2 separate regions of the Homo sapiens genome follow, and region 2 is linked to region 1. A link is a contact called in ENCODE Hi-C data. All regions are on one chromosome and are shown on one strand. The core of a region is the stretch at or near the end of the contact, and the rest is flanking DNA. Distances in the headings are between cores, read along the strand shown. Region 1 overlaps PDE4B (phosphodiesterase 4B). Region 2 holds the start of DEPDC1 (DEP domain containing 1).

Region 1 (3,314 bases), core at 658-3,157:
CCTTTATAAAGATTTTGTTTTTTCCTCTGGAGGAAGGTAACTAATATTTATTGAGCACTCACCATGTGCCAAGCATCTTAGGAAATGCTTTAAATGCAGTCTCATTTAATTCCTACTATTACCTTGTGATGAAAGCATTATTATACTAATTTTGAGGATGAAAACATTAAGCCTCAGCCAAGTAATTTGCTTAAGTTTATATAGCGAGGGCTGACTTGTTTTTTTTCTTTCACCAACCCAAAGTCTATACTTTTTCTAGTGCCTGCTTAAGACTCAGTATGTTAAAACTTTAAAAATATTTATTGAGAGTTTCAGTATGTTCCAGGTATATAACTTAGATATATTTATTTTCATTTTAAAGATGAAGAAATGGAGAGGTTCAGATTAATACTTTTTTCAGCATTACACAGAGCCAGGATTCAAACTTAGGTCTATCTGACTCCAAAGCCTATGCTCTTACCTACCACATTGACTTGTAAGACTTTTTCTTAAAGGGTTATATTTTAAAATTATTATTAATATTTACAATTATTTTCTATTTAATTCTTTTCTTAAGTACATAAATGCCATAAGTGCTACCCCCTTTTCATGCAAATATAGTGAGTTAATGTGGAGGATCTACTACTAAATGCCTTTAGGATTCTGCTAAACGCTTCGAATACGTTAGGGTTTCTCAACCCCAGTGCAATTGATACTTTGGGCCAGATGATTCCCTGTTTGGGAGACAGCCTGTCTCGTGCATTGCAGGGTGTTTAACAGCATCCCTGGCCTCTACCAACTAGATGCAAACAACACTCTCTTTTCCCCCTACCCAGTTGTGACAACCAAAAATGCTTCAGACATTATCAAATATCTTTTGTCAGAGAGGAAATCACCTGAAGTTGAAAACTAATGGTCTACATTATCTCATCTTATCCTTAGAACACCCCATGAGGCTCATATCATTATGATCTCAGCTTTACACAATAAGAATAACTTGCTCAGGGTCATATGCTGAGAAATAGTATCTTCAGGGCTCAAATTGAAGGCTTACCTATGACTTTGGACTAATTTTTGTTGTATTTCATGGACTACGTCTTGTCTTCAAACTTAACTTGAGCATCCTCAAGGCTTGGCTATGTCAGATTCTCCTTTTTCTTTTGCCCCAAGGGCACCTAGAAAAGTACTTAATACCCAGCTGTGCTTTGACAGATGTTCATTAAGCAAATGACCCATTTTATGTGGGTCATATTTAAATAAGCATATTTTAAATAAAATAGAGCTGAGTGCAGTAATTAAGAATCAGACACATCACAGGTTTACATCTCATTCCTGCCATTTATTAGTTATAGGATCATGGAAAAATTTTTGACCTATTTGATTTCCTCATTTGTTTGTGACTAATAATCCCTCCTGTGGATAATGTGAGGAGTGAGTTAACATATAAAGTCATCTAGCATAGTACAAGACACAAGGTTACAAAGTTAAGTACATGATAGCTACTAGTAATACAAATAATATTAATATTAATGATAGTAAGGTGGCTTGGATTTTCTCTTTATATTATGACATAATTTACATATACTTTTATTTCAATAAATTTAGAAAAAAATTTCTTGTCTGCCTAAGACAACTTGAAAGCTGCTGTTTCATTAACGTTAAATAAAAATTACATGAAATATAAAATATACAGAAGGTAAATGAGGAAATTAGGGGGAAAAAGTAAAGCCAAACAAACAAACCAAAAAAAACCCCAGGACCATTAAAAGACAAAATTAACATATTGTAGTACTGAGGTTTCAGTGAGGAATTAAGCTTAGTTCCTTTCATTTCACTAAAGAAGTTTTAACCCTTGTGGTGGCTCAAGGGCTAGGGCTTCTTTTGGCTTTGAGAGCAGATGAATTGACTCATCCCTGACCTCAGCCCTCAGCCTTCTGCTGATTTGGCATCTCTAGCTTCCTTCCCCGAGGTCTGACCTTTTGCCTCATTTCCTCTGACTCAATTTTGGGTTCTGTTCTTGGCTTTCAGTTTCTGCTCTGAGAGTTCCTTTTCTAAATTTCTGGGTCCTCTTGTAGGTTAGTTACTCACTTGTTTCAGTTTCTCTGCTGGTCTCCTTCTTAGGGTATGGCCCTCCATGCTCTGCCACACCTGGGTTGCATCAGCTGCTCAAAGGCAGCATTTCTCACCTGCTGCTGCTCTCCCTGATCCAGGGCCAACTTGGACAAATCCCTTCCAAATGTAATTGGCCATAATCATGTAGGTTTTAACTATAGGTTGGTGGCATTAAATTTCCAAGACAGTAAAATGTCAGGGTGGAAATTCATTGTTTTTAGATACTGGAGGGACTTTCTGTGTTTTAAATGCCTCTCAATTATTTTTTTCATCCATTGGCACACTTTGGAATGTTAATATTTGTAGTAAATACTGAACTACATAGATAATGCTGTTTGTGGTTCTAGGAATTACATGCCTATCCTAGGGACTGAGGGGACGACTGTCTCAGCCTCCTATATGATATTATGTATAGAAATGCACTGGTTGAGAAGCTCTATTCTAAAGTCTCCATGAAAACACAAATAGATAGCACTGGGCAGGGGTTGGGAGAGAGTATAACACCTTAAACAATTATTCTCTAGCTTCTTTATTTCTATTTGCCTGTCAACTGCTTTCTAAGGGTCCTAGACAGCCCTGGAAAAGTTGCCCCAGGAATACAAAACCTTAAGAATGAAGATAAGGACACTAAAGTTTCTGTAGGGGCTGGAGAGGGAATACCTAAATCTATTCTAAGACATGTTGGGAGATACTAAAACTGGAACGAGATTGGGAACAGGCAGAGAGTTAGGAGGCTACCGAGGGAGTTCAGGAATGAGGTATTGAGGGTTTGGTTTATTAGCTGCTCACCTGTAGAGGAGTGAGTCACTTATTTAAATTCATACAGAAAATATGTAAGCATATATGGTGGGTTGGTTGTTAATACTTTGTCAAATGCATGCCACTTAACTAATCGTGGGAGGTCACTATAATTACCATTTAGATGTGAGAGGTATACGGAGGGAGAAAGAAGTCAACAGTAATATGCAAGTTACTATTTTAATTAATTGGGGGAATTGAATTGCCATTCACTAAAGAAAGACTAAGAAAAAGATACAGTTTTGCTGGGGGAAATGGCATGTTGAGTTTTGAACGTGCAAGTTTGAGATATTTTTGCCATATAAAATAATACCTATCTGAAAAGTATTTGGAAGGTGGTCTGGAACTCTCAGGAAAAAGCCAGATCAGAGTAAACAGATTTTAGAAGTGAACAATATAGAGATCTATACATTTTCATTGTGGGC
Region 2 (3,734 bases), core at 1,226-3,725, 2.7 Mb after region 1:
GCTGTGAAACAATTGCCATATTTTTTAAAGTGTTGTCTGTGTTTTCTTAGAGGCATTCCTGCTCGAAAAGATGTGGTAACTTCATTCCACTGTAAAAAGAAGGAAAATATTTTTAAAAAATTGAAGAAAAATTAAATCTCATATTGATTTGAAGTACATTAGGTAAAGAAAATTCTTTAATTCACATCTGATTATATCATAAAAATTCTTGAAGAATCATTCATCTTATTTGTGCCATATAAAATTTTATATCTGGCCGGGCACGGTGGCTCATGCCTGTAATCCCAGCACTTTGGGAGGCCGATGCGGGTGGATCACCGGAGGTCGGGAGTTCGAGACCAGCCTGACCAATATGGAGAAACTCCGTCTCTACTAAAAATACAAAATTAGCTGGGCATAGTGGTGCATGCCTATAATCCCAGCTACTCAGGAGGCTGAGTCAGGAGAATCACTTGAACCTGGGAGGCGGAGGTTGCGGTGAGCTGAGATTGCACCATTGCACTCTAGCCTTGGCAACAAGAGCAAAACTCAGTCTCAAAAAAAAAAAAATTATATCTTACACTGCTTTCTTTTTATTAATTCTAGTGCTGTAGTAATATTTTTATGTAATAGCTTTTTTATTAGAAGAACTTCATTGGCTGATCTAAGATCCTTATTTAAGATCCTGAGCTTATTTAAGAAATCTGGAAATAAGGAAGAACTACAATCAATAGAGAAAACATTCATCCCTGTTTTTTACCTCAATTAATATTAATGTTGGTAGCACTGTGCTTCACATTCATTATTTCACTTTAATTACCCCAATTCTATGAATAGGTACTATTAATTTCTCATTTTTCACATAAGGAAAATAAAGCAGAGAGATTAATAAAATGACCAAGGTCACACAGCTAAGTGATGAACCTAGGCATTCAAACCCAGGTGTGATTGACTCTAGAAACTGATATTGAGCTGCTCACTCTGTACTGGCCTGAGGACACAGTAATAAAAATGACAGAAAGGGACTCTGTACTAAGGGAGATTACAGAACGGCTTTCCTGAGATGCAGTACAGGGTAGTGGCTTTAAGAACAGGCTCTGGAGTTAGACTAGTAGGGCTGGTTTCCCAGCTCTAGCTCTGCCACTATTGTTTATGACTTTTTGGGCCTATCTTCAATCTCTATGCCTCAATCTCCTTAACCACAAAACAGGGACAAAAGGACCTAACGAATGGGCTTATTGGAATGATAAAATGATGTAATATATGTGAAGTACTAGTAAGCATTCAGTGCATGTTTTCTTTTTCAGCGTGCTTATACTACTTTCATCTAATGGGTTTTAAATAATGTGGCAGGACTACTGATTGAGGTTCCTTCCTGTCCTAAATTCTATCCTTCATATTGGTAAATATAGCCAATAACTTACTAAGTAGCAGAATCCATGTAAGATCGCCATACCAGGAAGATCTGAATTCTAGCTCTGCCACTTGCTGTTGATGTGACTCTAGAGGGCATTTAACGTCTGTGAGCCTCAGTGTGCACCTGATAAAGTAGGGCTAATAATACATGCTCGTCTGAAGGGCATTCCTAAGAGGAAAATGCTTGTTATTCTGCAGATCACAACACACTTTAAAAAACAGCATCCTCCTGGGAAACCCCTTAAGGCAAGCATGTATTAGTAACCTTTACCAATGTGGAAACAGGCTCACAGAAGGTAGGGGACTCACCTAACGTCACATAACCAGCACCACAGTATCCTATAGAACCGAAGACCCAACTGCACAAAACGCGTTAGGAGTGCTGTACGTGCAATTCAGGGACCACCAGCAGTGGTTACTGATGGGTACTCAGAAATACCGTTTTGAAACAGGCAGCTGTTATCCTAGTGCTATTCGGCCGATACATCCTGCGTTAAATTCTATGGGTTCAATAAACAAAATTGCCACATTCGGGCTTGCCCCCCACCTAACCCTACAAAGCTTTGGACCTCATTCCCAATTGTTCCCTAATTCTGAGGCGGGTAGAAAATCAGGCGAGGTGAGCGGCCAAATCGGAATATTCTAAGACGCCCCCACGGGACGCCGGCCACACCAGGCACAGGAGTCGCTCCTCATAGCGAGTCTGGTGCGGCCTACGCGCGGCGCTTCCTTTCGGACCTGAGGCCCAGACCCTCAAAATAGAGGGAGCGGTGAGTCTGGCAAGGGTTGCATACCCGCTACTTCTCCTCGCCAGCCTTTTCACTGAACCTAGGGATCCTGGGACTCATCCCTCCGACCGAGGTAAAACTGCGAACGGTCGAGGTAAAACTGCGAACAGTGGTGACTGCCGTCAGCCCGCTGACCGGTCCCGTCTATCCGAGCTGTCTTACCAGCTTGGTGGCCCGATAAGGCCCGGGAGGCACACCCTGACTCTCCATAGGTCTGTCAGCGCCCGGTGGCGTCCATGGCGGCGAAGGCGACACTCAGGCCCAGCGGCCGCGGCAGTGGCGAGTCTCGGCACAACCGTTGGCCCCGCCGCCGATTTGAATAGCATAGAGGGCTGCGCGGATTGGCCGCGCCGCGGGTCACGTGACGCCACAGCCAGGCTCGGGAAGGAGTCGGCGAGGGCCGCTCGGCTGCGTCCTGGGGCTCCAGTAGCTGGCGCGGGCTGGGGTGGGCTGGGCTGGCCTGGGACCGCCTCGATGGGACAGGCTCGGGTTTCCCTGGCGCTGTTTCTCCCTCCTGCGGTCTACGGCGAGGCGGAGTCACAGAGTCCTGTTTTCGTGCTCAGAGGGGATGAGCTCTTTAGTTCCAAACGAAATTATTTGGAGTCCAGCCTTTGGTTTAAGGGAATTTGAAATTTGAAAAGACAAGAAAATACGGTTTTTCTGCCTGGCCCTACAGGATCTTCAGCAGTTAGCTTAGAAGGCAAAGCAACCTGATGGATATGTGTCGCAGTTTCTCTCTCTGCTGCCTATCCTCTCTCTCAGCAGGTGCCATGATTCTCTGAAGTGCTAAAATCTAGGTTCAGAACCCCCTAATTGTGCAGTAAAATGGATCATTCAGAACCCCCCAGTTGGGTAATAAAATGGATTATAGGTAGTCTTTCTTAAGTACATACAATGTGGGGCTTGGGAAAGGTTGTGTACAACTTGTCAAATTGCTTCCCTTAAACTCTACCACTGTATAAGAATGTTGGTTATGTTTGGATCGTGATTATACACTTAAAATTTCACTAGGATCTTAGAAAATAAATCTTCAACAGAAGTCAATTTTCAAATGACAAAAACTACATTCCGAGAGTTGAAGAGACTTACTCAGTCTTAGGTCTCCTTGGCAAAGCACAGACTTCATGCTTTTAATAAATACCCTGTCACCAGTCTGAAACTATCTGATGCTAAGAATCCCTTAGTAAAGTGGGAGATTGCTTGAGTGATTTGAAGCTGTGGAAGAATTCACTTGGAAATTAAATAGCAGTTTAAGAGGATAGGATGCAGTAAAAAGAAGAGATAAAGAAAAATGTTCAGGGAGTGGTAGTGTAGGTCTGTGGAGTTTTCCTTAATTTGGGCAGAAGCACATCTATTTTCTACCAGGACCAGTGGGTAGGAATTTTCAAAAACATACTTGGTAAACAGGAACAATCTACTCAATTTTCCACTTATGTTAAGGAAAAGTAAAATGATTGATGTTACAAAATAATGTTAACTGTTTCTTACCTGGCTTTATGATACATTGTCCCAGGATTTTCGTTTTTCTTTTCTTTTTCCTTTCAGAAGGAA

The links. A loop is a pair of places that touch in the nucleus more often than their neighbours do. Pooled maps may share reads with other maps.
Region 2: a loop to region 1 is called in a map with no recorded cell type, with 4 times the contacts of the local background. The contact joins the promoter of DEPDC1 here to the enhancer-like site in region 1. A Hi-C loop is called at or near these places in 2 of 37 single-sample maps with no recorded cell type and 2 of 50 pooled maps.

The regions. Positions count from the first base shown.
Region 1 is chr1:65,810,252-65,813,565 of GRCh38, forward strand. The region is part of intron 1 of PDE4B (phosphodiesterase 4B); the gene reads left to right. Among named protein-coding and RNA genes, the nearest start is that of PDE4B, 19 kb to the left of the region's middle. RefSeq lists an enhancer at 1,921-2,150. Within about 2 kb of position 1,908, at least 2 of the 41 ENCODE cell types and tissues checked have a DNase peak (open chromatin) inside an H3K27ac peak, as active enhancers do.
Region 2 is chr1:68,494,607-68,498,340 of GRCh38, forward strand. DEPDC1 (DEP domain containing 1) reads right to left here and starts at 2,476. Exons shown (of 12, transcript NM_001114120.3): 1 at 2,346-2,476; 2 at 1-89. The coding sequence starts at 2,393. It overlaps DEPDC1-AS1 (DEPDC1 antisense RNA 1), which reads left to right and starts at 2,070. Exons shown (of 3, transcript NR_110671.1): 1 at 2,070-2,165. RefSeq lists enhancers at 2,157-2,206, 2,317-2,376.